Regions from separate parts of the Homo sapiens genome. Here region 1 is linked to region 2. A link is a loop called in an ENCODE intact Hi-C map of the cell type or tissue named here. Cell type or tissue: heart left ventricle. All regions are shown on one strand. Each heading gives the region's core, and the rest is flanking DNA. Links, peaks and the distances in the headings are about the cores only.

Region 1 (15,538 bases), core at 4,533-12,532, 90 kb after region 2:
CTGCTTCCTTGCTTTCCAGCTTCTGCCAATGAGAGGAACAGCAAGAGATTGGAAGGCAGGGAGGATGAGGTTGAGATACTGATTTCTCCTGCCTCCTCCCCTCCAGGTTGCTGTAGGTTGGCTGGGTTAACCACTATCAGGCATCCCTCTATATAAAGGTAGCCTCCCCTCCCTCCTCTAGCTTTCAGGTTGAGAGGTGTTAACCACTCCTTGCTGCTTCTAGCTCGGGGACACTGTACCATCTCTTGTTGGTTTCTACGATCTCTGCCCTCACTCTGTAAATGGTATCCCCTCCCCGCCGCTCCGGTTACCAGGTTGACTATATCACCTCTTGCCTGTGGAACTCTACAGTTGTCTTTCAAAGTACATTGTAATAACAACAAAAACTGTTATTTGAAAAGTCATACATGTTATGGATTTTCTTAAATATTTTAGAATGATCTAGTACACTTTTCCTAATTATAACAACTCTCAGAGAAAGAAAGGGGAATATATCACATTCCCAAGGGCATGGACCAGTAGCACAATTCTTTTGATGTCCTCAATGTCCCCGCACAAATACCAAAACCCTAGTAAATTTCTCTGCAGATAGTAAGTGATTCAATAAATGAGTGATCTACCCATGGTTTACTGCATACTGGAATCTACCTCACAAATGTCCTTCAATGTCATTCAGAATCAGTTCCAACTCTAACTGTATTCCAGCCTTGTGCACCATGGAAATTTCATACATGATATGGATTTACATTTTAATTCTAAGGATTAGCCACATTTGAATTTAGACACTACAGAGAAGGAAGAAATAGACTTTTCTTATGATGTCTGGCAAGGGGTAAGGTAATGACAACCTGAGCCAAGGGGAAGCTGCAGCCAGATGCAAGGCAAAAGCAATGCAAATGTAGCTACAGAGCTGCACTTAGGTGTGCACTATGGTTCATCCTACACAGTGGTGTTTCCAGTGACTGGCCAGCCATGGGGGATGCTGGGTAAGTGTTGCTCTCAGAAAAGCTCTCTTGCCTGCAGCCTTAGTGGAACTACTATCACGGCAGATGATCTTTAGACTCTGGGGACATAAGTCAGACACAGTCCCCAAGTAGACAAAGCAGCTTGGGGGCTCAGAGCACAGAGAAGGGGGCTCAGGAATAAGCTCTTCCATATTCCACAGCCTCATCTCACTGTAGCATTCTTAACCTCTGTTCCTTCACCTACTCCTCCCAATCTGAATACAAATATGCTTGGGGAAGATCAGAGGCAATCCTCAACTTTTGAACCTCTATAATCCGTACAACTGGAATTTTTATACATGTTACATTGATGCTCCTAAAATGGATTTTTATTTACTAGATTCGGACTCTCAGTCAGGAGGTGGGGTGGGGAGTCCCCTGACATTGCACTGTATATGCATTCTTCACCTACGTGTCAGCCTTTACCACCAGACCATGAGCTTCTTAAGGAAAAGAACAGTTTCTGACTCATGATTGTGCCCCTCATGTCCAGTACAGTGGCATGTAGTAAGTAGATGCACAACAAATCTCTGGTCGATGTGTTAGTTAGTTGGTTACTTTCAGTTAGTTGGTTATAAGGGGATTTGGAAACCTGATGACAATTGTGTTGAACAATGTTAGGATGATACAGCAGAAGAAAGCAAGTATAGGGTATTCTTGAAAAAAAAAAAGGCTGAGAAATACTTGTGACCTCACATGACATTCAACATATTTTATTAAATATTTGACTTAACCTCACTTCTAAATTTGTTAGGAGCAGGGCTGGTATCCTTCTCTCTCTGATTTTTGAACCACAAACAGAATCTGACATAAATTTTTTTTAAAGTATTCAATTTGATTGAATAATTCCCAAATCTTCTGTTTACAGTCCTTATTTTCTTTGGTTTCACTGTGGAAGCTGACAATAGTTATTCCCTTCTTCAAACTCCCCTCCTGCCGCCTCAGTGACTTGACGCTCCTGTTTTTTCCCAATCTCCTCAGTATTCCTGTCTCCTGTTTTTCCACCATTCTTGAATTGCAGACACTTCCAGACTTGGTTCTCAGCCCTCTCTTCTTTTCCCTTTAAATTCTCTTCTACCAAAAATATTATTGCTTAAGTTATTTCCTCTATGTGGATGACCCCAAATAATTACCACAAGCCCCGACACCTCTCACGCCTTCTCTTTCATGCTAAGCTACCACTTGCATGTCAGGAACCCAATGTGCCTTGGAGCTAAAAGAAGAAGAAAGGCACCATGAGGGCAGCATGTATGCACTCTCAAATGAATTTTCAATCTACCTCAGCTCAGCTGTTGGAAGATAGTGGGGCCACCATAAGGAAAAAAGTTTCAACTTTAAACACCAGGATTTTAACACAGAGGATAAAATCATGGTGACTTCAGGACCCCAGGGTTGTTTGTAATGAAGCATTGGCAAGTTGGCAGGATGGTTTGGAACTGGAAAGCCTCCGTCCAAACTACACTGGCTAGGACCCTTCACTCTCCCTCTCTCTGGTGTTTTCCTTGGGCTCAGGGTAGACTGCTGAAGCCACTTTACCTGAGGCCTAGTCCTGACTACTATAGTGTTCCCTGCCTTTGAATCTGCTCCTGACCAATTACTCTGGACATAGCTTTGTGAATTCAAACTCAGCTCCAAACCTAGGAATCTGGTTTCTGAACTTTCCCACTGAGAATGCTTCTTAGCCTCTTCTCACTTGAACTTTGCATGGTTAACCTCTAGCCTCGACCCTCAGGCTACATTAAAGAAGCTGCAGAACCCCAGGCTCCATTTCTAAAAAGTCATGCAATGGGTGGTATGACACTAAACTCACAGCTGTTCTAACTCATTTGCCCATAATTGCATATTGCCCTGTGACTTCTTTTGTAATTATTTCTTTGTATTATTATTTAGCTTTATGTTCTGTAGGACAGACTGCTAAATCACATTTTCCTTTTCTTTCTTTTCTTTTCTTTTTTCTTTTTTTTTTTTTGAGATGGAATCTCGCTGTGTCGCCCAGGCTGGAGGACAGTGGCGCGATCTAGGCTCACTGCAAGCTCTGCCTCCCAGGTTCATGCCATTCTCCTGCCTCAGCCTCCCGAGTAGCTGGGACTACAGGTGCCCACCACCATGCTCAGCTACTTTTTTGTATTTTTGGTAGAGACAGGGTTTCACCGTGTTAGCCAGGATGGTCTTAATCTCCTGGCCTCGTGATCCACCCACCTCGGCCTCCCAAAGTGATGGGATTATAAGCGTGAGCCACCACGCCCAGCCCACGTTTTCCTTTTCTTACAGAGTAATGGGCTTATAGCTGGGCACCAGGACGCCCAACTGTACACTCGGTTTTCCAGCCTCCTGGTACCTCCTTGCAGCTAGGGTGGCTGCGTGACTAAGTTCTTACCACTAGAATGTAAGCATAAATGAAGTGTGCTGCTGCCAGGTCAGCCCCAAAACAATGAAGGTGCCCTCCTCCATGCTCCTTTCCCTACCTGTAAGTTGGAACATAAACAGGCCTGTGATCCACTTTGAACACCCAGCAGGGAAAAGCCTTTGGGCAGCCTAAATCCACGTAGTCCATGGACTAGTTTCTATCAACAAGAAAATAAGTATAGAAATTGAAAATAAACACTCAGAAATGTTTATAGCAATTTAATTACTCTGATCTGATCAATCTGATCACTATATAGTACATGTATCAAAACATCACAATGTGCTGGGTGTGGTGGCTCATGCCTGTAATCCCAGCACTTTGGGAGGCCAAGGTGGGAGGATTGCCTGAGGTCGGGAGTTCGAGACCAGCCTGACCAACATGGAGAAACCCCATCTCTACTAAAAAGTACAAAATTAGCTGGGCGTGGTGGCACATGCCTGTAATGCCAGCTACTCGGGAGGCTGAGGCAGGAGAACTGCTTGAACAGAACCAGAACATGAGCTTGTTTTGGCTGCTCCTTGCAGCTTTTAGCAAGCGAGACAAGAAAGAGATGAGCTCAGGCAAGACTTTTTGCAAGTACGTAAGCAAAGGTGGAAAGGAATGGACAGTGTCCAGAAACGGAGGGCCTTGGAGAATCAGAAAAGTCAATTGCCCGTGTAGCTCCAAAGAGTAGAAAATAGTATTACCACTTGCAGCCTATCTCAAAGACCTCTCAGTAAACTGTTGCAAGGGACAATGCCAGGCAGGTCTGTAGTAATGATCAGAGTATGGGTGCATCTTCCCATCCAAGTCCATGCTGCAGAGGACCTCAGAGTACACACTACTGAAGAGAGGCAGAGAGATGAGCCAAGCATGCAAGCTGGAAAATAAGTCATGCTTAAGAGCTTGACCCAGAGTGGGATTTGGATGCGGTAACTGACCTGTGGAACTGACTAGCAGTCTATCAAGTTTATAAGGAATTGTAGTACCAGGGAAGCCACAGTTTGGCCCAGAAAGGCCCACGTTCATTCTCCCCCAAGGAGTACACACTTTCCACACCCTTCAAATGTGGCCACAGAGGGTACAGAAGAAGGAAGGACTTCCCAGGGGACAAAGACAAAGTCAAGGCTTCTGGGAGGCCCCACCCAGAGAGGGGAAGCATGGACCAACCATGGAACTGACTCCACTGCCAGGGCAGGGAGGTCTTAATAATTCCTGCCCAGCAGGGTTTCGTCATTTTTAGGCCCCTGTTACTTGTCTTCAATTCTTCTGAATGGGAAGTTTTATGGTGGTTTTCTTGTTTCTACTTGTCCACTGAATAGTGGATGTTTGTCAGAACAAAGAACAGAAAGGACATTTTAGAGTGAGTATTTAAAACAGAGGTTAGAGAAGGGATAGCCAGACCTGTGGAGTTCTGGGGTCACCTGCACGCTGAAGGAAAGCATGGCAGGTTGTGAGGCATGGTAGGGGCAGGATGGTGAGGGGAGGGAAGGGGAGGGGAAGCTTCAGAATCAGCTGGACCTGGGTCAGATGCAGGCGCATCACTTTTAGCAGTGGCTCTCACCTGGCACACTGCTGATCTGGCCAGAACCTTTTCCTTCTCTAAAACTGGCATAATCATGACAACTGTGTAGGATTGTTGGATGGACTAAATTAAAGCAATTATTTCTATAGTGCTTAAGGAAATGCTTAGTACACAGGATGCACTCAATAAATGGCAGACAGCACTTCCCAAGAAGGTTAGATAACTCAAAATTTCTAAAAAGTTTGGTGAAACATACAACTGGCATTCTGGGAGATTAACTGTTCATGCTCTAACACCTCAATTTAACAAGGAATGGTGACAAAATCATCCTGTAACTACACTAAAATAACTACAGTCCAAGAAAGAATGTCCCCCTGCCTGAGTATGGGCTCAGTGCTGCAGTGACTAAGCTTAAGACAGTACCACATTCACTCTGCTGTAGCTTGAAACAAAGCAGGGAGGCAGGATTGGAAAGGGGGAAGAGGAGGGAGAGGAGAAGAGAGGCAATGCAGTACAGCAGAAGAACACAGGATTTAGGTCCAAACACTAGCAGATAAGCAGGTGAGCCGAGTATTTAAAGAGCATGGCCCCCACAGCTAACATCATACTCAATGGTGAAAAACTGAAAGCTTTTGCTCCAAGATGAGGAACAAAGCAAGGATGCCCACTCTTATCACTGCTATTCGACATAGTATTGGAAGTCCCAGCCACAGCAATTAGGCAAGAAAAATAAATAAAAGTCATACAGATTGGAAACAAAGAAGTAAAATTATCTCCGTTCATCAACAACATGATCTTATATGAAGAAATCACCAAAGATGCCACCAAAACACCCATTAGAACTAATAAACTAATTCAGTAAAGTTGCAGGATACAAAATGCACATACAAAAATCAGTTGCATTTATTTCTATGCACTAACAACAAACAATCCAAAAAAGGAAATTATGAAAACAATTAAATTCACAATAGTATTAAAAAGAATAAAACCCTGACAAATAAACTTAATCAGAAAGGCAAAAGACTTATACACTGAAAACTATAAAACACTGATAAGGAAATTTTTAAAGACACAAATAGAGGTAAATACATTTCATGTTCATGAATCAGAAGACTTAATACTGTGAAAATGTCCATACTACCCAAAGCAATCTATAGATTCAATGCAATCCCTACAAAAATCTGAATGGCATTTTTTACAGAAATATTAAAAAATCCTAAAATTCATCTGGAACTACAAAGGACCCTGAATAGCTAAAACAATCATAAGAAAGAAGAACAAAGCTGGAGGCCTCACATTTCCTGATTTTAAAACATACTACAAAGCTATGTATGGTAGTATGGTACTGGCATAAAGTCCAACATATAGACCAGTGGAAAAGACTAGAGAGCCCAAAAATAAACCCACACATACATAATCAACGGATCTTTGACAAGGGTGCCAAGAATTCACAATGGAGAAAAGATAGTCTCTTCAACAAATGGTGCTATACATATGTAACAAACCTGCACGTTGTGCACATGTACCCTAGAACTTAAAGTATAATAATAAAAAAAAATGGTGCTAGAAAAAAATAGATACTCACATGCAAAAGGGCATGGCCCTGGAGATAGCCAGACTGAGTTTAAAGCCTTGCTTACCAACAAGTTAGTTATCTTCTCTATCTTAATTTCCTCATCTACAAAACGGGGATAATAAAGGTAACTTCCTCCTAAGGCTGTTAGGAGATTTAAAGGTGCTTAGACTAGCCCCTAACAAACAGTTCTAATTTAATTATTGTTATTATCAGTGGGATCTGAGAAATGGAGCCTCGATTTCCTTTTTTGTAAAAGGGAGATAAGATCTAACTTGTCAGGTTAGTGGGACAAAGTGAATGACGTAGCAAATGTAAAGCCCCAGTCCACTTCAAGGTCTAGAGGAGTCAGAGAAAGTCCACTGAGCTCCACGGTGAGCTTGTTCCCAAAAGGCTGGGGAAAAGGGACCCCAACAGAGAATATTGGGAAGAGGAGACCAAAGGAAGAATCCTTTCCCTCACACTGGGTGGGTCACCACAATAACACCCTAAAGCCAAAGCCTTCTCTCTTCTACCAATCTAGTCAGAGAGTCACTAGCTGGTGTTTTTCATTACCTTTTAGTCCCAGAGTCCCAGATGAATGTGTACAATCAGGAAAGAGGGGTTTAGCCAGCTGGGTTGAAAACCTAATGTTTAACATTCTTACTATGTTACCATACTTCCTCTAAACCACTCCTTCAGGATCTTGGAGTAATCCACCAAAACACATTCACTGATATACTAGTGAACAAATTTCAAAGTTTACATCTCTTTCCCCATTTGATCCCACAGTGAGATGGGCAGTTCAGCATTCTCCATTTTACAGAGAAGAAATGTAGAAATTGGGGACTGATTCACCCTGACCAGCCCTCATCCTTCTGGCCCAGGGATTTTTTTGTTTTTTTTTTTTTTAAACAATACTGACCACTGGAGCCTCTTTTTGGAAGCAGTCTCTGCCACCTGACCCCCAGAGAAATGTAAGACGTAGATTTGTTCTCCATAATGACATTAATGCCTTTTGCAAACATTTACTGAATCTAGAAGAAATATAATTGCAGAAAGTAAAAAGTTTCCTCTTCAAAGTTTCCCTTCTTGTTAAATAATAAATCATAAATGTTAGAAATAATAGTTTCTTTTAAAATTTTTCTTCAAGCCTCCTTGCTTTGTGCTAATAACTCTTTGTTAAGCATGTAGCTGTTGGACATGCTCACAGGCATGTTCCAGCTCACAGCCTATGCCCCTTTCTTATTTGGAAATGTTATTACTTCTTTAAATTTTTCAAAAGCAACTTCCTCTTTTCCTTTGTTCTCCCTTGCCTTTACCTATCTAAAAAAGTTTTAGGCTCTTAGCAAATCGGGTATCAGTTTAGACTGTGAGGTTCGGCTCCAGCCAGTGGATGCAGGACACAGCAGTGAGGACAACCCAAATGTGTAAGGGATAAATATGTCTGCTTTTCCTTTGTTTGGTGTACTCTCGTGGCAAGACTGCTGGTGAGTATACCCTTTCCGCAGAAAGTAAAAATTGCCTTGCTGAGAGAATTAAATTTATGTTCAAGCGCTATTTCTTTGTGGCACCGGGGAACAAGCATTTTGCATTTCTAACATAATGATTGTGGTAAATGTCAATAAAAATCTTGAAGCACATCTCTCCTTAGAGTTTTTGGTAAGAGTTTATGGAGGAAAATCTATATAATCAAATGAAAATATCACAGTAAAACTCTAAATGCATCATAGAAATTAGCAACCATTAGTCAGTTTGCCTGTTTCAGAGAAAGCTCAGAAGAAACTCAGTTTACCTCTACAATGTTAAATGATGTTAACACCTTCTCCTAAAGCATTTTACTTTCCCCATCAACAAAACAGAGTATATCAGCTGAAATAGGCCACAGACCTCATTGTCTGTCTGTACGAAACTGGGGCAAAAATGAACTCAGAAAGACAAGTAATAACCTGGTAGCAATCCATGGAAAGTTAACCTTGCTGACATTCCTCTTCACTTCCCTCTGTTGGATGTTCCTGGAATTTGCATTTGTGGAAAGTTGCATACTTGCAGTGAACAAGTTCCACTGGTCCTGTTGTAGTGGATTCCACCTAACCTTTTATTCCTCTCATCCCTGTCCAGCTAACGTTCTCTCACTGTTCAGCATATGTACGTCAAAGACAGAAGTGCATGAAGACATGTGTAAAGATGCAAAATTCCCCCAGGAAACTCATTATCTAGAGCAGCCAGGGCCAATCCTCTCCTCCTCCCAGGGATTCCTAGCAATATCTGGAGACATCTGCATCAGTCATGACTTGGGGGAGGGGGGTACTATTGGCATCTACCGGGCAGAGGCCAGGAATGCTGCTGCACACGCTACAATGCACAGGCCAGCTCTCCACAACAGAGAAGTATCCGGTCCAAAATGTCAGTGGTGCTAAGGTTGAGAAATCCTGACCTAGAGGGTGAGATGAGACATATAATACAGGGTTAAGTGTGGCAGAGCTGTAATAGAGCTAAAACTGGAGTGCTATCAGATTGATAACATTTAAACAAGCGGCTATTACTTGCCAACAAGTGTTGGCAAGAATGTGGGGAAAATAGTACCCTCATAACATGTTGGTGAGAATGTAAACTGATAGAACTTTGGGGGAAGGCAATTTGGCAATATCTAATGAGACTTTAAAATATATACACTATTCCTCTTTGCTTTCCTTCCATTCCTATTTTCTTTCTTCCTTTCCCTTCTCTTTTCTTCCTTCCCCAGAACACAGCAATCAGCATGTAGCTGGGAATGCAACGTGAGGCTGGGGAGTTTGGGGAGGTACATAGAGACATGAGCTATGGCTGGGAAGAGCTGTGAGCTAGAGGGACTGGAGACTGATGATTAAGCTACATAGAGACACAGGCTAGCAGGCCTGGCAGCCGAGGACAAGAGGCAGTGGCAAAGGTGGTGGACACAGAGGAGGCAGGATGACCTTCACATTTGTAAGACTGGTTACTGTATGCAAATAAGCAAAAATATTGAAGATAATGAGAGTCAGGTTTTCTAACTGCCAGAGAAGATATGTACAAACATATAAAGGGGGAAGAACAGAAAGCTCTTTGGGTGTTAGATTGAAATTGTAGGTATAAGTATGAATCATGATTTTATAATACACAGCCTAATATAGAAAAATTTATAAATGTGTGTACACATATACACATATATTTCCTAGCTCTGTCCTCTGAGAGATCTAGAAGCAATAATACCCCAGTAACAATGGGCACATCAACCTCCTATGTATTGGTGTCTAAATACAATTCTCATATTGCATATTAGATCTCAAGACTTATTCATCCTACATAACTGCAACTTCGTACCTTTTAATCTACATCTTCTGTTTTTCCCTGTTTCCACTAATGTACAACACAAGGACTACAGTTACTAATACTGTATTGAGGCTGAGCATGGTAGCTCATACCTGTAATCCCAGCACCTGGGATGCCAAGGCAGGAGGATGATTCAAGGCTGGAGTTGGAGGCCAGCCTGGGCAACACAGCAAGACCCCTCCTCTAAAAAATATTTTTTAAATTAGCCGGGAATGGTGGTGAGCACCTGGAGTCCTAGCTACTTGGGAGGCTGAGATAGGAGGACTGCTCAAACCTAGGAGTTAGAGGCTGCAGTGAACTATGATCACGCCACTGCACTCCAGCCTGTAGTACAGAGCAAGACCCTGTCTCTAAAAAAATTAAAATTAATAAATATTGTATTCTGCTAATTTGCCAAGAGAGTAGATTTTAGGTACTCTTATCACAAACACAAGAAAGGTAACTATGATGGGCATGTCAATTTGCTTGACTGTAGTAATTACTTCATTACATCTATGTTTATCAAGATAAATACATGAAAATATCATGTTGTATGCCTTAAATATATAAAATATAAATAAGACAAAAGTACCATTCTCTACTAAAAGGGAGGCCTAACTAGGTCAAGGAAAGTAGAAGATGAGTCCAGATGATCTGGTGGAGCCAGAAAATAAAGAAATGCTCAATGAATAATAGGGATGTGTTAAAAGGACACAGGAGGCAGCTCCAAGGGGTCCCCATTGGCCAAATTGAGCACAATTTGAGCATTAAAATAAAAAACAATCGTGAGACTTCAACTTATTGAATACATAAGGAATCCATGAACAGTTCTTAGTAAAAACATAACAGAAAAATAAAGTTCTTCCTTATAGTAGTATGCCAACTAACAAATGTAGAAAGAGTGACGGTGATAAAGAATCATCACTTGAGGCTGGGTGCAGGGGCTCATGCCTGTAATCCCAGCACTTTGGGAGGCCAAGGCAGGTGGATCACTTGAGCTCAGGATTTCGAGACCAGCTTGGGCACCATGGTGAAACCAACTCCATCTCTACAAAAAATACAAAAAAAAAAAAATAAGCCAGGTGTGGTAGTGTGCACTTGTAGTTCCAGCAACTTGGGGGGCTGAGGCAGGAGGATCACTTGAGCCCAGGAGGTTGGGGCTGCAGTGAGCCAAGATCATGCCACTGCACTCCAGCATGGCAACAGAGTGAGACCTTGTCTTAAAAAAAAAAAAAAAGAATCACCATTTGGCAACATTCATAGAGGTGGCTGATTCAGGCAGACGTCATCAATAAATGGTAGTTTCTGTAGGTACAGGTTTAATGAGGAACAGGCTATTTGCATAACCCTAGAATAGTTCCCCACAAACACTAGTACAAAGGTGTTTTCAAACACCTTTGGGGAAACAAAGGGAAACGAAGGAAAAATGGCGAATTTAAGGTGAAGAAATCTGGCAAACACCAACATAACCAGGTGATTGAGGTCAATATCCCAGCAGTGGGATGGGTTGGCACCATGTGCCTTCTGTTGTAAGAAGCTAAGAAGAGCTGAGTTTCATTTCTGAAGGATTCCTGCCAAGAATGCATGACCTCAGTCAGGCTGTGAAGAAATACCCAATACAGCCAGGTTGGGAGTCATCCTACAGCATGTAGGACCTATACAACTGCAAACACTTTAGGAACAGGGAAAGTCTGAGGAACCGTTCCAGAAGAGACATGGTAACTAAATGTAACATGAATCCTAGATCAGACAGGTAGAAGAGACATTTGGGGGATAACTGACGAAATAGGAATGGGCTCTGTGGATTGGATGATAGTGTTTTGTATCAATGTCCATTTCCTGATTTGATGGGTGTACGCTGGTTATATAGGAGGACAGAGTGCTTGCTTTTTTTTTTATGCTGGAGTGTTTTCAAGAGTGATGGAGAATAATGTCTATGACTTCCTCTCAGAATAAAGACTGATGATGTATATTTTATATATATATATATACATACATACACACACACACACACACACACACACACAGAGAGAGGCAGAGACAGAGAGAAGGAGGGAGGGAGAGAGAGGGAGAGATTGAGATTTCAAACCTAATGCCATGGAGACATAGAAAAAGATTATACTACTTATTTTCTCTTCACCAGACCCATGTGATAGTTTTTGTCCAGAGAAAGGCCTTCCTTACCCCCATTCGACGAACTGACTTACTAAAAATCAAACAGGGCAGGAGGTAAATGATTCACTGATGTGCTCCCAATAAATTCTATACTTGATCCCTTGCTTTGGTTTTCTATAACTAGTCACTGCCAATGGCTTTGAGTCTTAACTCTGGCTTTCTACCTCCTTAGGGAGTGAATGCTGCTGATAGACTCCGCTGCCTATCTTTGAATTACATGGTCTGAGTCTGTCTGGGGGCAGCTCCAGAATTTCTACAGAGGATGTGCTTCGGGATAGCTTGGCTTAAAAGGGGAGACCAGGGGCTTGCCTTAAAGCTGCATTTATAAAGCAAATACACTGCTTTTATTTAGACCGCATGTTTGCTTGGAAGGCCTTTGGACCAAATAGTGCACTTATGGAGGGGCTAATGTGCCCTCCAACCCAGCCCTGCCACCTGCCAAGCCATCCCTTGATAACTGGTCAATCTGCACATGGGTGAGTCAAGGCCAGGGCTAGTAGAAGCTCCAGCTTAATGTCCCAGGGAACAATGTAGACACAGGACTAGCTGATGAGTAATTAGAGGGGTTGATGAACATCCTCAGGAAGGGGTGGGGCAGGCTGTGCTGGGCAGGTTGCTTTCCACAGTGACACCCAGTCTGGCCCAGCCTGAGGTGTACAAATGATTCACATCTGAAGAGGGGTGACAGAATCATGGGAGTAGGGCAGTATCAGGGGTCATGGGCAAGGGAGGAGTTCAAGGTTGTAGATACACAGGACAAGAGGCCAGCCAAGGAAGAGGAATAAAGAGGAGGACATAAGACTGGGGGTGATGAAGAGAGGGGTGGGTATAACCCAGGATGTCAGAACCTTCCCCTCAATGGTACTAAATCCCCTCCCCCACCCTCCAGCTGGCTTGCCAGGACAGGTAGAGAGCAACAAATATCTTTCAGACTGAATTAAGTAATTAGCTTAATTTGGGGGTGGGGGAGCAATGCCTTTGGTCAGTTTAGAACTTTGCAGAGTAAACTAGAGACCCAAGTCAGCAAGAAGGCACAGGGGAGTGAGGATGGTATAGGTGGACCCAATACATTGTCCAACATTGCCATCAGCACCCTCCTCCTGACCTGTGGGATGGGTGGTGGCCAGCTGTTTGTGTTTGTCCACTAAGAACTGAGATGCGCAGACAGTACAGGTAATTCCAACACGAAATTAAAGCTTCTTTGGAACTTTGCCCTATGCCTTCGATCATGTAGTGTTGGGTAACCTCAGTCCTGAAATTTAACTTCCTCTCATATTCCCCACAGAGCAGTTTCTCAACCTTTGATGCTATTTCCTCCTCGAAGTCCAGTATGATGTCAGAGGACGGGAGAGAGGAATATGGAAGAACTGCAGCAGTGCCCCCTTAGCACTCAAAACATGCTTGTGGAGATACTGCCAACCCCCAATAGCCAGAGCTGAGTGGGCCTGCCTGGGGTGGCCCACATCTGGATGTCCTGCCTCTTTAATTCCAATGTTTATGCACTCTTCACAGGGTACAAAGCTCTTTCACGTACATAAGTTAATGGAACTCATTAACAATCCATGTAGACAGGTAGAAAAGTAATTATTATCCCCACTATATAAATGAAAAAAACTTAAACATGACAATCTATTCAGGGTCACAAGAACTCACAAAAGTGGGACTAGGATTCAAAGACAGAACCCTGTGCTCCAAGTACCTCTAGTCCACCGTTTGTAAAAGCACAAAGTCTCTGCACTTATGCAGATAGCTCCCCAGCCCCATCACCACCTCTGCCATCCACAGCAGGACTGAGTTCCAGGTGACTCCTCCACAAATACAGAATCCAGGATGAGGAACAAAGGATCATCAAGGCCGGAAAGGGGGAGGCTCAGTACCTGCAGGAGGAATGACGAAGGGAGGAACAAAAGGCCCATGGCCAGGAAAAGAGAAAGCAAGTAAGAAAAGTGTGTATAACATCTCTAAGTCATCTAAGGCTTAGAAATCTTTGCACTTTTACCAGAATATACATTTGCACCCATGTTTACACAAGTGTTAATACTTAAATTTTTATCTAGGAGGAAAAGAGGGCAACCAGCATTTAAGGAGTACTTCCTGTATATGAGAGACCATGCTCAGTGCTTTCTCTTTTAATCTTGGGAGATGGATATAATCTTCATTTTTACAGATGAGGAAATTAAGACTTAGAGAGGTGAAGCTATGTGCCCAAGGTCACAAAGCTTGGACTGGAACAAAAGCTGGTCTGACTGCAAAGCCTTGGTCTTCCATTTATACTGCATTAATAATGCCTTGGGCCTGGTCTCTGCCATCTAGAATCCTGCAAACAGACTTAACCACTCTGTTGGGTATAATCACAGGCCAGAAAGCATTTGAACTAATGTATACTCCAAGGAGAATGGCTAATGGGTAATCTGAGGTACAGTAATTCCCATTTCAGTTATAGTGATTCCCCTTGCCCCAGCCCAAAGAAATAAGAGGCGGGTCTTAAGTTATCACGCACTGCTGCTCCTCAGCAGCAGGCTGAGAAACTTGGGGGAGAAGCAGCCAGCCTTAGGCATGTGTGTATAAGTGATGTTGAGAGTGTGTGTCTGGGTGCTGCCTGGCTACAATGCTGTGTGTGCATTTCTTCCACTGTGCACGTGTGTTTCTGAAAAATGAGATGGAGAGTTAACATGCTGTAGTTTCTTAAACAGATTCCGGTGAACACACATGAAAAACAATCTCATACTTTAATGTTTTAAATTCAGTCTCCATTCATAGAAAACATATGCAGGCCTGTTCTAACAAATATCTTGCAGAACAGCAAGATATCTAAAATAGGTCTGATCTGATAAAAAAAAAAAGAGTGGTAGTTGATAAATGCAATTGAAAGGTTTAGACAAGAGGAGTGTCATATGTAATTAAATCAAAACCTCAAAGTTTCAAATTCTAAAGACAAAGAAAAAATTTTTGCCAAAATGACCTATTTTCTTAGTTATATGATAGTGACAATCAATGTAAGTGTTGTCCAAATAGTTAGACGTCCAGATCTCCACAGGATAACTAGTTCCTTGCTGTCTCAAGGCACAAGAGACAACTCTGGAAGCTTATCTCAAGTACACAACTCTGACTGGCAGGGTTTGCTCGCTCGTCTTTTTAGTATAGTCCAGTTTGTTTAGACAAGCCTGGGGTTAACAGAGCCAAGGTGTGTGTTTCTAACCGTATCACTTCTGTCCCAAAAAGAGGAAAACTCTGTTTACTGGACTCAGGCCACTAAATATCAGATCCACTGCCCATGGAAAGCAGGGTTAGCAACTGTTGATGGATCAATGGAAAATCCAGCAACTCTTCTCAGCGATACAAAAGTCCATGCATTAATGAAACGTTGTGCGGTACATGGAATTTGTAAAGAGGAGATTGATTGTCTGTCTGTAATTGACATTTACTTTATTCTCTGATACAGACTAAGTTGGAACCGTGAGAAAGCCCTTTATTTCTAAACGGCATCTCAAGACCAGGTAATGCTACTTTCGGAGGAAAAGGAGGAAGAAAAGCGTTGTAATGACAATAACAAATTACGGGGGAAA
Region 2 (15,538 bases), core at 3,392-11,391:
TTATGCTTCAAATAAAGAGTTTTAAAATGAAAAGAAAACATATTACTTAACTCATGGGTCAAAAAGAAATTGTGCAGGAAAATATAAAAAGCTAAGAACTGTATGACAACTACACTAAAAATGTGCAGTTTGCAGTGCATTTATTCAGACCAAGGGATGCAGGTGAGAAATCAGCTGTGGGAGAGGACGGCAATGGGTTCTCTTAAGTATGTATGAATACGAATTTATAGGTTTGAATGTTTATTTGGGAAAAAATGCCACTTTAAACATAAAATTAATAAGCTAAGCATCAAACATAAGAAGGTAGAAAGAAAACAAAATTCCCAAAGAAAATAAAAAGAAGGAAATGACAACCTTAAATTAGATAATAGATACAATAAGTACAATCAACGAAGCCAAAAATTAACACTTTGAAGAGACTAACTTCTGGAAAGACTGTATAAGGAAACTAAAAAAATATATAAAGAGATAAGGCACAAATAATATTAGCAGAGAAAGTAGAATACAAACGGTCAAAAAGATAATAAAAATATAAAATGAAAAACCTTATCCAATAAGTCTGGAAATGTTCATTAAATGGACAAATTCCTAGAAAAATATAATTTGCCAAAACTGACCAAAAAAGAAATAGAAAGCCTGTATAACCAGCAGTAAAAATCTTCCCACAAAATAAATCCTAGGCTTAGAGAGTTTTATTTGTGAGTTTTACAAGGCGTTTCAATTACAGCTGAAGATTTACCAGTATGTTAAAGAAGCAGGATTCATGGGATATAATCCAGAAAGTTATTAGTTTTGTCTCCTATGGCCCCTTTAAATCTTCTCAGTGAAGGCAATCCTTCCCCTGCCATTGGATGAAAACTCAGGCAAGCCCTATATAAAATAACTATAAAATATTCACTTTTATAGTTGTTCTTGAGTAATAGAAATACCTTTATTCACTTTCAGACACAAACCCAGACTCAAATTAGTAACTTGACATAAAAAGCCAGGCTTTTTTTTTTTTTAATTATGCTTTCAGTTCTGGGATACATGTGCAGAATGTATAGGTTTGTTACATAGGTATACATGTGCCATGGTGGTTTGCTGCACCCATCAACCTGTTGTCTACATTAGGTATTTCTCCTAATGCTATCCCTCCCCTAATCCCCCATCCCCAACAGGCCCCAGTGTGTGATGTTCCCCTTCCTGTGTCCATGTGTTCTCATTGTTCAACTCCTGAAAACCCAGGCTTTCAATTTAAAAGTTAAGACTTCTCTTCACTCTACCTTCTTTTCCCCCAGCTAAGGGCTATGGCAGGGAGGCCACCTGTTTGGGGGAAAGACATAAAATCCAATCTCTTCCTTTTTTCTGTCTCACCTTGTCAATCACCCTCCCCTATACTAGTCAGGGGACAGAAAACACACCAGTTATTTGAGAAATAATTTAATATAAAGAATTATTAACTAGATATAAAGCTACTAACCAGGTAACAGAAGAGAGAAGAGAATGCTAAGGCGTCATAAGCAATCATTTGAGGAAATGGCTATCATTCCCAGGGCTGAAGAAATAAAAGGAAGAGATTGGAATTCTTGAAATCTAAAAGCTGAGACAAAGGATCCTGGTGAGCTGAAACCCTGACCCTGAGGAGGGGGAGATGATTGACTGATGGTGGTGTCTCAGCTCAGAAGAGCAGCCGGGGGAGGCTGGGGCCCGGACTCTGAACAGGGGGCACTGGTCAGCACATAGTCATGTCTCAGGTTAAAGGGGTGAATGTGACAAGTCTGGTCCTGCAAGTTTGGTAGAAATAGCGAACTGGATCAGCTGCTGCTATGGAAGGAACTACCACCAATGCAGTGAAGGTGCAGTGCTGGAGTGATACTCACAAGAACTGTGAGCAGAAAGGAAGTCCAAAGCAAGCAACTGGGAGGAGCACATTCCTTCTGCTCCTCCAGCCTTTGAGTTTCCCTCTAGCACCCCAATTGGCAGAGCCCAACAGGGAATAGCTGGCAAAGCAGAAAAATGATTTCCAGGGTTCCTGTCCAAGCACCAAAAAGCAGGGAATAAAAGGGTGGAATGAGCTGAAAGACAATTAATAACTCATACATCCCCCATCCATTTACTGCTGTTTCTGATCCTCTTCAGGTCTGGGAGATGGGGAAGGAAGACAGGCAGAAAGTCCTTACTTAACTGGTATCAGCAAGGTATTTGAAGCTGATTCTTTCTCTTATGGAATGCTTTCATGTGTACTTTGGAGAACCTATTTTCTTACCCTATCACTGCTGATTTCCTTTGATCTGAATGAATGCACAGTGTTCTGGAAGTTGCTCACTTACTACCCCTTACTGCCAAGGAAAGCAGTATCCACCTCTAGCTCATGCTGTAATGAAACCTGTTCACCTCTCCAATTGACCTGACTCTGAGTTCATCTATGATGACCCAATTCCCAGCTCTTTTGTGTATACCTAGCCAAGGAAACCATCGTACTGCTTTGTCCAGGCAAACTGGGGGATTACGAGCTGATTCAAGCCCAGCAGCATCTTTCATTCAATCCACCACCAAACCACTTAGCCTATCCTTTTCTTGCCTTCTGTGTTCTAGATGGGAGCTGGACACAAGTCTGCTGACCTGCCTAGGTGGAGAGGACGCATATGGAGCTTTCCACAGGGAAAACTTGAATCCCTTCTCAGTTGGCTCAGTTCATACTAGCAATGTTTTCCAAAGAAATCCTCTTCAAATCTCCATTAAACTCCCCTTTCTAGTCATTTATTTGCTTGAGAGGGCAAGGAGTTGTTAGTGTGAAGGAATGATTCCTGGATATTTCCTTTGGAAAGGCAATCTTGGTCTAACATTTCACTTTGAAAGTTTATATTTTTTGAATCTTGGTGCTTCAATTGAAACTTAATTTAACATCCTTTTTCACCATTCTTAAATTCTTCCTTTTCATCCTGAGATCAGTATAACATTGATCCTAAAATCAAATTAAATAGTACTAGAAAGGAAAATTATTGGCCAATCTTATTCACATGCAAATTCGCCAAAATTCTAAGCAAACTATTATCGACCAAATCCAGCAGGGTATGAAAAAAAGTCCATCACACTAAGTTGGGTTTATCCCAGGAATGCAAAGCTGGGTTAACATTATAAAATTAATTAACGCAATTCCTTATATTAACAGATTAGAGAAAGAAGACAATTTTATCATTTCTTTTCCTTTTCCTTTTTTTTTGAGATAGACTCTCACTCTGTTACCCAGGCTGGAGTGCAGTCGGATGATCTCTGCTCACTGCAACCTCTGCGTCCTGGGCTCAAGCGATTCTCCTGCCTCAGCCTCCTGAGTAGCTGGGATTACAGAGGCGCACCATCACAACAAGCTAATTTTTGTATTTTTAGTAGAGACAGGGTTTCACCATGTTGGCCAGGCTGGTCTCAAATTCCTGACCTCAGGTGATCTGCCAGCCTCAGCCTCCCAAAATGCTGGGATTACAGGCGTGAACCACCGCACCCAGCTGACAATTTTATAACTTTAATATACGGCAAAAAGCATTTGAGAAAAAGCAACCTAATTTGTGGTAGAAACACTGAAAATTATAATTAAGAAGGTAACTCGTTTAACAGGATAAAGGTCAAAAACAAAAATTTATGGCAGATAATATTCTTAATAATAAAACTTACAACTATTTCCTTTAAAATCAGGAACAAGTTGAAGATGCTCAATATTATCATTCTATTCAACATTATTCTACTGATTCTCATCAGTAAAATTTTAAAAAGGAAAATAAAAAGGTACGCAAATTGGAAAGAAAGAATAAAATAATAATTATTAGCAGATAATATGATTGCCTATGAAGTATATTTTTAAAAATCTATAGTTAAATTATTAGAGTTAAAAAGAGTTTAAGTTTTGCAAGGTAGCTGGGTATACAAAAATCAATTGCACTTCCATAAAGCAGCCGTAAAAATTGTAGTAATATAATTTTTAAAAGATACCAGTACAATAGAAATAAAACTATAATAAAATAAAAGCAAGACCTTTATGGAAAAAATGCTATTGAAAAATGTTAAAGAAGACGGAAACTAATGGAGAGATATACTGTTCCTAGGTAGAGAGATCCAATTTCATAAATATGCCAATTCTCCCTAAATACAATGCAATTCCAGTCAATATCTCAATTGTTTATCATGAAACTTATTATCTGATTTCAAAACTTACATGGAAGAGTAAAAGCCTACAAATAGTCAAGATACTTTTGAGGAATAACAACAAAGTGTGTGTGTGTGTGTGTGTGAGATGGGGTAGAGGTAGGGGTTGCCCTGCAATTTGTGGTAAATCTATGTAAATCATGTAAGTCATGATAAATCTATGTAAATAAGATAATGTGGTATTGGAAGACAGATAAACAAATAGACCAGAGGAAAGAATAGTGAGCCCCAAAATGAATCCATGAATATATGAAGACTTACCTACAGGCATTGCATAGTGGCTGAGGTGTGGGGCCGGGGTAGAAGGCATGGTAGAGAATGAACTGCTCAATAAATAGTGGGGGAACAAGAGTTTATCCATATTGGAAAAAAATGATATTGGATCCCTCCCTTATACCGTTTATAAAATAAAGTCCAGGTAAAATAAAGACTTAAATGTAAAAGGAAAAACTTTAACATGTTTAAAAGTCAATATAGAACAATAGTTATGTGACTTTGGCTAAGAGAGTACTTTCTAAACAACACTCAGAGAATACAAGCCATAAAATAAAATATTGATAAATTAAAGAAATTCAAATAAAAAATTTCTAATTTTTACCTAAAGACACCATAAAGTGAAAAGACTAGCCAAAAATCTAGAGGGCATATTTTCCATGCATATAATTAATAAAAGATTAGTATTGAGAATCCATAAAGAAGTCCTAAAAATCAGTGAGAGAAAATACAAACAACCCAATAGAAAATGGCCAATAGGAATGAAAAGATTTTTCACAGCAAAGAAAACATAAATGGCAAATCAATATACAAAATGTATCTTAATTTCATAAGTACCAAGAAAAAGAAAAATGAAATCACAATGAGAGATAGTTTTATGCCCACCAGATTGGTACAAATTAAAAATCTGACAGATTTAAGTGTTGACAAGCTGTGGTACAAATTAAAAATCTGACAGATTTAAGTGTTGACAAGCTGTGGTACAACAAGGTCTCCTAAACAGTGATAATGGGTGATGCAATCACTTTGCAAAACAATTTGATGTGATGTAAGCTAGTATAGCTGAGACTGCGCATCTCCTATGACTCCTAGGCATGTGCCCTCGGAAAACTCTTGCAAATAAGAACCAGGTAACAAGTTGGAGGCAGCATTGTACTAACAACAAACTGAACACAACCCAAGTGTTCACCAACTGGAGAATGGACAAATCAATGTGATTCTTCATAAAACAGCTATAGTGATGAAAATAAATGAATCAGCAGTGAAATGGAATGTCAGATATAGAATGTTAAGAGGAAAATTCATGAAATATGATATGTTAATAAGCTTGGAAAACAAGCAAGGAAAGCAATACTTTGTTTATTGATACATATAAATGTGTAAGGCTATCAACAACAGCAATGGAATGATAAAGCCAACTTTAGGGTAATGGTTGCCTGCCATTACCTGGAGGCCCAGGTAACTTTGAATTTAAACAATGAATACATTTTTTAGTATAAGTATGTCCCAGATATTGCATGGGACATACTTACACTAAACAATTATGCATTGTTTATCTGAAATTCAAAGTTAGTTGGGCATGTTTTCTCACTGCTGTTGTTTGTTTTTGGCTAAATCTGGCAACCCTACTCAGAGAGAGCTTCAATGATATTTATAACATTTTATTTATTATGTTGGGTGGTAGGTTCATGGCTGCTCATTGCATTATTTTATTTAAAAAGAAAACATTAAAGCAAATCTCATTGTTTATAATTCCACTTGGTGGATCCAAAGCTTTTGCTAAAAAAAAAATAAGCAGTAGCTGTAGACTAGGCTAGAGTGTCAGGAGCTGATCCTCCCTGGCCATGTGGGGATATGTCAAATGGTTTGTAGCTGGGCTTTCTTCTTCTCTCTCTCTCTCTCTCTCTGTGCTGTGTTGGTGATCAGCTCACCACACTCTAATACTCAGGAGCTGCTGATGGAATATACTCGGTCAGATACCCACCATCTACCTTTCACAATGTCTGCAAGTGTGGGGTGTTATTCATTGCAGGATCCAGTTAAAGCTCGTGTTCCAAGCCATAAAAGACCTTTTAACCATAAAACTCCCTCCTATCTTCCCAGCTCACATCCCTCAGAGAAAACATCAGAAAAGAAAACATGAACACCCAGGTGAAAGAGGCGATTAGTTACAAAATCACTTGCCAGCCCAATGGGAAGGAGCTCACTGGAGGGAGAAAAGCCTTTCTCAAAATTTACTTGATGTCAAGGCTCACGACCTAAAGAATCTTCTTGAAGCAAGTACACAAGCAAAGGATAAAGACTTTGCAGAGAATATAAGGACCCAGCAACAACAGCAAGACATTCCAGCATAGCACAAACAGCTAGCAGGGAGGGTATGGGCTGCTCAGCACATGTAGAAGAGGTTCAGACCAGATCTGTCTTTAAGCAAGCCTGAGGAGAGTGAGCAGGCCTGTTGAGCTCACTGCAGTATTCCAGGGCTTAACCCAGTGACTGGCATAGGGTTGTCCTCAATAAATCTTTGTGGGTAGAATGCATGAAGCCATAGTGAATGAGAGAAAGAGCAAATGCAGCATTGAATGTTATTATCATTATCTGATCCTTCAAACGATGGAATCAAAAAGTCATATCAGGATCTGCCGATTATCGTATATATTTCATTGTCTATAGGTATGTACATTGCTTGTTGTTCTTAACACAAGGTATGGGTTTATAAAGCCCCGAATTTAAAGAACCCTGGGTGAAATCTGCATATGTTTTTCTTTTCTTTTCTTTTTTGAGATGGAGTCTTGCTGTGTTGCCCAGGCTGGAGTGCAACGGGTCGATCTCGGCTCACTGCAACCTCTGCTCTCCAGGTTCAAGTGAGCCTCCTGAGTAGTTGGGGTTACAGGCATGCGCCATCACACCAGACTCATTTTTGTATTTTGAGTAGAGACAGGGTTTCACCATGTTGGCCAGGGTGGTCGTGAACTCCTGACCTCAAGTGATCTGCCCACCTCGGCCTCCCAAAGTGCTGGGATTACAGGTGTGAGCCACTGCACTTGGCTGAAATCCGCATATCTATTATCTATTCCAGTCAAGAACCTGGTGCCCAGAGTGGGTAGAACCAAGAAGCAGCCTCTAGCAGACACCCCCTTAATGAGGCCAGCTTCTGCCTGGGTTTGCTCAATCACCTTGGGAGGTCTGTTTTCTACATGTTTGGTTCCTTCTGGCAGACCTTGAGGGATGATAACTTCAGACACTTCTTCTTTTGACATGAGGTGTTGATGTACTGGCCTTCTGCATCAATCCTTGCATTTAATCATTTATTCAATTAATATTTATAAGGTATGTGCCAGGTACTGTGCGAAGCCCTGGAGATTTAGAGGTAGCATTTAATGAGCATTTACTTACTAAATGTCAGGCACAGTGTTAAGCTCACGACTTAAAGTGTCTAATTTATAGCCCTAAGCAGTAGGCACTATTATTATCCTATTTTGCAGATGAGAAAACTCAGAGATGAATAAGACATGGTCAGTGGCTTTAAGAGGAAAGCCTTTCCTAATGAAGAGGGCTTCATTTTCACTGCTATAGCTGTTTTATGAAGAATCACAATTGATTTGTCCATTCTCCAGTTGGTGAACACTTGGGTTGTGTTCAATTTGTTGTTAATACAATGCTGCCTCCAATTTGTTACCTGGTACCATGGGCAAGAGTTTTCCTGGGGCATATTTCTAGGAGTCACAGGAGACGAACAGTCTCACCTATACTAGCTCTTGTCAAATTGTTTTGCAAAGTGATTGCATCACCCATTATCAGTGTTTAGGAGACCCCATTGTACCACAGCATTGCCATTTGCAACACATGGTTCTGAGGATTTTCCGAGGTACCTTAGGAACATAGTGTATGTTGCCAAAATATTAATATGTATTAATTAGATAATTAAGTATTAATTATCTATTGCTGTATAACAACTTAATCAGCAGCTTAAAAGAACATGCATTTATTTCCTCACAGTTTCAGTGGATTAGGAGTCCAGGTATGTTTAGCTGGGTCCTGTGTGTCAGGGTCTCACCAGCAAGCTGCAATCAAGTGCCAGCCAGGGCTGGGTTCTCATTCCTCTGCTTGCCTGGGGAAGAACATGCTTCCAAGCTCATGTGGTTGTTGACAGCATTCAGCACCTTGTGGCCTCAGATTCTTCCTGGCTGTCAGCTGTTGGCTGCTCTCAGTTCCTTGCCACCTTTCCTCTCCGTGCTCACAATATGGCAGCCTGCTTCCTCACAGCCAGCAAGGACAGGGTCTCCCAGCAAGGTGAACATTTAAGCTCTGTAAGCTTCTGTCTTGGGTAATATAATCCAGAATGGACATCCTATCACCTTTGGCATATTGTATTAGTTGAAATTAAAGTCACAGTCTGGCCACATTCAAGACAGAAAGGGCCTGACCAATTGACCAACTTGGAAGCAAATGGAGATTTTAGGACCAGCAACCACACAGAAGGAAACCAAGGATACACGCAGCAATAAATGGGAACTAAAGTACTAAAGCCAGAAATGGTTACCACTCCAAAATAATCATTCTGTGGTTTTCTCTGTAGGAACAGAGTTGGTTCCTCAATTGAACAGAAGAAACAGAAAATCAGACACTTGCCTGGATGCCACACTTACCGTACTATCTTCGGGAGGAGAGGTAGGGATGAGCAGAAGTCAAGCTTTGATGGAATTCACGTTATCTGTTCAGTCACTAGCAGCCTTTGGACCTGATGTCCTTCACATACCGAGGAACACTTTGACTCAGAACAAAGGCACTCGCCGGCAAAGTTCATGGCCTTCCACTGTTCTGACCACAGCATAGATCACTTTCACACCATCCGGACAGTGCTTCATTTCTGCTGACCACCTCCCTTGGCCCTGTTCCTGAAGAATGGAATAATTAGAAAGTTTTTTCTATGTTGTTTCTATTATGTATGAGCTTTTTTTGGTGCCCTCGAGTGGTTTTGAGGGCAGAAAAAACTATTCAGAGGTTAATGTTGCTTTTTAAAAGTTAATATTAAATTATTAAAGTTACAGATTAATAAGCCCTATTTTTCCTAAAGCTTTTATGTTCTGCATAAAATCTTATTGTTTCTTGTATATTGCATATGGTCTGTCATATTTTCAAGAACTGTGTTAAGGGCCTTTGAATAATATGTGATCCTATTTATAAGCTTAGCTAATTTAACATCCTCAAGCATTTTAAATTGAATTTATAAATCAATATATTCTATTTATCTTTTAAAATTACTTCAATTTTCTGATTAAACTAATATAATCTTTCTGAGTACTTAACACAGAATACCTATACATCAAACTCATAAATAGGGTTAACTTTAAGTTCCTTTAAATATTTCAATGACCTATATAAACTTAGTAATATTATAACTTTAAAACTAAATCAATTATTCACACATTATAAATTGGAATCTAAAATCTGTTCATTTTAATTATTAGGCCAAATTGTCTTAAACATTACATGCATGTGAGATACCAAATACGTGCTTCTATCTCACATAAAGGATTAATATACAACAGGTTAATTTCCTTAAACACATCCATACTTGAATTGAAATCAGCCTAGGGTTGGGTGATACTTACCCACTGTACTGTATTAGTTTCTCTGGGCTGCTGTAATAAATCATCATAAACCAGGTGGCTTCAAACAACAGAAATTTATTCTCTCACCATTTTGGAGGCTGGGATTCCGAAATCAAGGTGTCAGCAGGGCCATGACCCTCTGGAGTCTCTAGAGGTGAATCCCTCCCTACCTCTTCCAGCTTTTGGTGGCTGTTGGCATTCCCGGGCTTCCTTGGCTTGTGGCCACATCACTGCTATCTCTAGCTTCATGTTCACAGCACCTTTGCCTCCACGTGTCTCCACTTTTCTTATAAGGACGGTTGTCATTGGATTTAGGTCCCAGTCAGGTATTCCAGGATAATCTTATATTAAGATTCTTAACTTCATTACATCTGCAAAGATCAATTTTCCAAATAAAGTAACATGCACAAGTTCTAGGGATTTGGAGGTAAACATATCTTTTTAGGGGCCACCATTCAACCCACTGCACCCACAAAAGAGCTACCTGTCACTCCCATGAGTCATGGTAACGCCCAGAGGTGGTGTCTGGGAAGCTAACTGCCTTGCCATCAGCAATGCTGCTGGAACATGCTTCGTTCTATTTATAGCGGCACTATCAATGCCCTTCAGATGATGTGTCTCACAGTCCATGTCCCCAAGTTCACATTCTACTTTACTGAGTTTCTTTATCTCCTCACAGAAGCCTGCAGCACCCCCACCCCACTCCCCTGGACTGCATACTTCACCCAATTATGTTTTGCATATAGATAGATAGATAGATAGATAGATAGATAGATAGATAGATAGATGTATATTTGTGTATATACATATACATATATATGTGTGTATATATATATGTATTTTTTTTCTGATTCTCTCCAAAGACATTTGAACTTGATAGATAGAATCCTGCATTCTTTCAATCTGTTAGGATAATTAATTCTTAGGGCTATTAAAATGACATCCAGTTGAATTCTGGCACCTCTCTTATGGCTTTGCCTGACTAGTTGGTCACACTTCTGAGGTCTTTCCACTGTTTCAAACAGCTGGGTAAGAATTCTTTTAGGGCTTTCGGCAACTGTTGAAAAAGGAATACCAAAGAACCAATCCTGACAATAGGTCTTTGCTTAAAGGAGGTAGAATTGTGAAGTGATAAAGAAACTCAATCCCAGCACTTTGGGAGGCCAAAACAAGATGTTTGCTTAAGGCTAGAAGTTTGAGACCAGCCTGAATAACATAGTAAGACCCCCATTTCTAAAAAAAAAAAAAAAAAAGATTAGGCATGGTGGCCCATGCCTATAGTCCTACATCCTCAGGAGGCTAAGGCAGGAGGATGGCTTGAGCCCAAGAGTTCAGGGCTGCAGTGAGCTATGATCATGCCACTGCGCTCCAGCCTGGGTGACACAGTGAGACAGAAAGAGAGAGAGAGAAAGAAAGAGAGAGAGAGGAAGAAAGGAAGGAAGGAAGGAAGGAAGGAAGGAAGGAAGGAAATAGTAAGACCCCCATTTCTAAAAAAAAAGAAAAAGATTAGTCAGGCATGGTGGCCTGCATCTGTAGTCCTACCTCCTCAGGAGGCTAAGGCAGGAAGATGGCTTGAGTCCAAGAGTTTGAGGCTGCAGTGAGTTATGATCATGCCACTGCACTCCTGCCTGGGTGATACACTGAGACCCTGGAAAGAAAAGAAAAGAAAGAAGAAAGAGAAGAGAAGAGAGGGAGGGGGAGGGAGGGGGGATAGAGAAAGAAAGAAAGAAAGAGAGAGAAGGAGGGAGAGAGAGAGAAGAAAGAAAGAAAGAAAGAGAGAGAGAAAGAAAAGAAAAGAAAGAAAGAAAAAGAAAGAGAGAGAAAGAAAGAAAGAAAGAAAGAAAGAAAGAAAGAAAGAAAGAAAGAAAGAAAGAAAGAAAAAGAAAGAGAAAGAAAGAAAGAAAGAAAGAAAAAGAAATTTATATATACCTATATATGCTGTGTGGTTTGGGAAAATCACTTAACCTTTCTGATCTGGTGTACTGGTGTACTCCTGTCTATACAACGGAGGTAACATCACTCCAAGTTACTTCATTGGGTTGTGATAATTTAAAGAAATGATGCTTGCAGAATGCTTCCCACAGTGCTCAACTTATAAGCACACGATAAGTGTTAGTGATTAGAATACTTGAATTTGGCCAGCCATAGTGGCTCACGCCTGTAATCCCAGTACTCTGGGAGGCTGAGGCAGGTAGAGCACCTGAGGTCAAGAGTTCAAGACCAGCCTAGCCAACATGGTGAAACCCCGTCTCTACTAAAAATACAAAAAACACTAGCTGGGCGAGGTGGCAGGTGCCTGTAATCCAGATTCTCAGGAGGCTGAGGCAGAAGAATCTCTTGAACCTGGGAGGCAGAGGTTGCAGTGAGCCGAGATGGCACCACTGCACTCCAGCCTAGGTGACAGAGCGAGACTCCATCTCAAAACAAAACAAAACAAAACAGAATACTTGAATTTGTGTGCCTAGAGTAGTTGTTCAGAAGAGTGTTCCCATTCTCTCTTAGGGACTATATGAACACAAATTCAATGGAAAGAGACAGTACAGTATTGCACACTTTAAAATATGTTAAGAGGATAGATCTCATGTTAAGTGTTCTTACCACACACACACACACACATGCACACACACAGACAGACAAGGAACACCAGGAAATATTTGGAGGTGATGGATATGTTTAGTGATTTGATTGTGATGATGGTATTACAGGTGTATGCATATGCCCAAGCTCATCAAATGTGTACATTAAACATGTGCAATTTTTTGTATCGATTATACCTTAGTAAAGCTTAAAAAACAAATCCAGAAGATGGAAATATTCCTTAAAAGGAGGTTCCCTCCTGTATATTATACATTCATTCTTTATTATTTATATCCAAATATTTACAGAACACCTACTATCTGCCAGGCTGTTCTAAGTGCTTGGAATAGATCACTGAACATAAGAGGCAACAGTCCCTGCCTCATGGAGCTTAGGTTCTAGTAGGGGGAGCGTTTTAGAAGATGATAAGTACTATGAAAAAAATGGAGCAGAGGAAGGGGGAAGGTCAGAACCAGGAGTGGGGTGGGTTACAATTTAGATAGGATGGTTGGGGAAAGTCTCATGTAGAAGGAGGCATTTGGGTACAGATTTGAAGGAGCTGAGGAAGTAAGCCATGTGCAGATATATGGGAGAGGAACCAAGAGCACAAGGGCCCTGAGGCAGTAGCATCCCTGGCATGTTCAAGGACAAGCAAGAGGATGATGTAATGGGAATGGTGTGAGTGAGGGGGAGAGTAGAAGGAGGAGAGGTAAAGAGGTGACGGGGTAAATCGTGAAGGTCGCTGACATCACTTTAATAAGATGGGAAGCCACTGCAAAGTTCAGAGTGGGGAGTGACATGACTTGACTTGAATTGTAAAAGGCTCACTCTGGCTGGAGTGTGGAGAATAAATGTAGGAAAGAAGGGTAGGGGCTGGAAGACCAATGAGAGGGTATGCAGGAATCCAGGCAAGAGATCAAGGTAGCGCAGACCAAGAAATAGCATGGGGGGCTGTGAGAAGTGGTCAGATTCTGGTTTTACATTAAAAAGAAACAAGGCAGTTTGTTGACATATTGGACAAAAAGTGTGAGAAAAAGAGAAGTGAAAGAGGAGTCTAAGATTTTTGACCGGAGCAATCTAAAGAATCGTGTTACCATCAACTGAGATGGGAAAGACTGAGGGTAGAGTTGTTTGGGGGCAGGAAGAAATGTATGTGAGCTGTTTAAGTGAAATTTTCTACATGAGTTTGGAGTTTGAGAGGGAGAGGTCTTGGCCATAGATAGAGATTTGGGAGTTGTCCACATATAGATGTTATTTAGAGCCATATGATTGGATCAGATTATGAAAAGAGTGAGGGTAGATAGAAAAAAGAACTGGACAAGCGGCAGTGCCCTCCAGCATTTACAAGCCAGGGAGAAGAGTAAAAACCAGTAAAAGAGACTTGGAAGGGGCAACCAAGGGAATATGGTGTCCTGGAAGCCAGTGAGCTGTGTCCTCTATGGTGCTAGAGTCTGCATTTAACTCTGTGGGAATTTCCTCCATGTGATGACAATGGAGTCAACCCCTTAGCAGTCCAGGTGACACCAGTCCTAGCACTCCCAGTTACCCTTAACACGTCCTCTCTAGCTAAACATATTTTGCCTTTCTGCATTCTTCTGTAAGGGAACCAAATGGATTTTAATAATTAAAAAATAATAATGGAAACAAAAATCATGGAGTATGCTTCAGGATAGCAATAATAATTTTTAAAGGATGTCTGTAATTCATTTATATAATCTACAGAACATGTGTATCTCATACACAAATGTCCTTGAAGTCATTGGTTCTTCGGAAAATTCTAGTTGGTTCCATAGCAATAATGAGTTTTATACCATATGCTGCAAGATGTATAAAGGCAATCCAAGTGGCACTTTTTGATAGTCATAAATCTGGTGAGAGACAGCATAGGCAATCGGTGAGTATGTTGCTCCTTTCTTGCTTCACAGTATTTTTTTTTTTTTTTTTTTTTGAGATGGAGTCTCACTCTGTTACCCAGGCTGGAATGCAGTGGCACAATCTTGGCTCACTGCAACCTCTGCCTCCTGGGTTCAAGCGATTCTCCTGCCTCGGCCTCCCGAGTAGCTGGGACTACAGGCACACACCACTACGCCCGGCTAATTTTTTGTATTTTAGTAGAGACGATGTTTCACTGTGTTGCCCAGGCTGGTCGCGGACTCCTGAGCTCAGGCAATCTGCCCACCTCGGCCTCCCAAAGTGCTGGGATTACAGGCGTGAGCCACCGTGCCCGGCCTATTGCTTCACAGTATTTACTGGAAGAGCCTTAGTCATTAATGTAAGTGCTTTTTGAGCTCAGGGTCCATTTTATTTCCCTCACTATCTTTCTCGGTTCCCAGCACACTGTTCAGCCCATGGTAGATACTTTATACAAGTTTGCTCTATAAATGGTTGAATAGTGCAAGCTGCATCAATGAGTGACTTAAACTAAAAAGACTTTCTTGGGACAGAAACTGAAACTCAGACAAGCATAACAATTACACTTAGAAGTTGCCTTTTATGTTGAATTTATTGCATACTTTCTGGTTGGGTCATTTGTAGTCCTTTTCTTTCTGTAACAACAACAACAACAAAACCCAAAAGTGAATGCTTTCTACCCAAGGACAGGCAAGATACATGCCACCTTATTTGAACCACATGTATCTCCCAAAGGAATACCTAGGCAAAGAAAGGAGAAATGCAGCTTTCTAATCAGCAGCGCTGATGAGGACAGATGCTAGTTTATTTTTCATACACCCCATTTTTTTCCATGATTTTACATTGACTGTGAGCACACATATTTTATTTTTCATGCTCTAATTCAGGAATTATGATTTTCCATATTATCAAAGCAAAAAAAAAATCTCTGTGAGAAGGCAAGCAAAGCAATGTTGTCACTGAGCACATCACACAGGTGCAGATGAGAAGCTGTATCCACAGGCCAAAGGGGCATAAAATAGAGTGACTCTGCAAACCAATCAAAAGGACCATTTCCATAAGCATCCATCTTATTAAATGTATCATCAACAATCTACCTAGGGCCTCTTTCTGTGGGAGAAGTGGGGAAGATAAAGATTCATTTTGTCAGTATATTGTAGTTTTTCTTATGATTCTTAGCTGTGTCTAGAATTTTTTTTCAGCATTCAGACAGACAGCTATAAAACTGATTGGCTTGAAAGCCAAATAAAATAAAACACAGTAGC

Evidence for each region. Hi-C counts contacts between places; a loop is a spot of excess contacts. Peaks named below come from ENCODE experiments on the same cell type or tissue, not always from the same donor. Only the 100,000 strongest peaks of a DNase experiment are listed, where the experiment ranks them.
Region 1: it touches region 2 in a loop (2.2-fold over the local background); 15 of 110 quality-filtered maps call a loop at or near these places.

What each region holds. Positions count from the first base shown.
Region 1 is chr1:84,876,357-84,891,894 of GRCh38, forward strand. All of the region lies in intron 1 of LPAR3 (lysophosphatidic acid receptor 3), which reads right to left. Among named protein-coding and RNA genes, the nearest start is that of LPAR3, 9.1 kb to the right of the region's middle. In heart left ventricle, for the core only: no CTCF peak of the experiment used is centred there; no DNase peak of the experiment used is centred there; H3K27ac peaks cover 1,130 bases.
Region 2 is chr1:84,787,446-84,802,983 of GRCh38, forward strand. It overlaps LOC102724892 (a long non-coding RNA gene), which reads right to left and starts at 10,233. Exons shown (of 3, transcript XR_426717.3): 1 at 9,786-10,233; 2 at 8,820-9,068. In heart left ventricle, for the core only: no CTCF peak of the experiment used is centred there; no DNase peak of the experiment used is centred there; H3K4me3 peaks cover 451 bases; H3K27ac peaks cover 1,369 bases.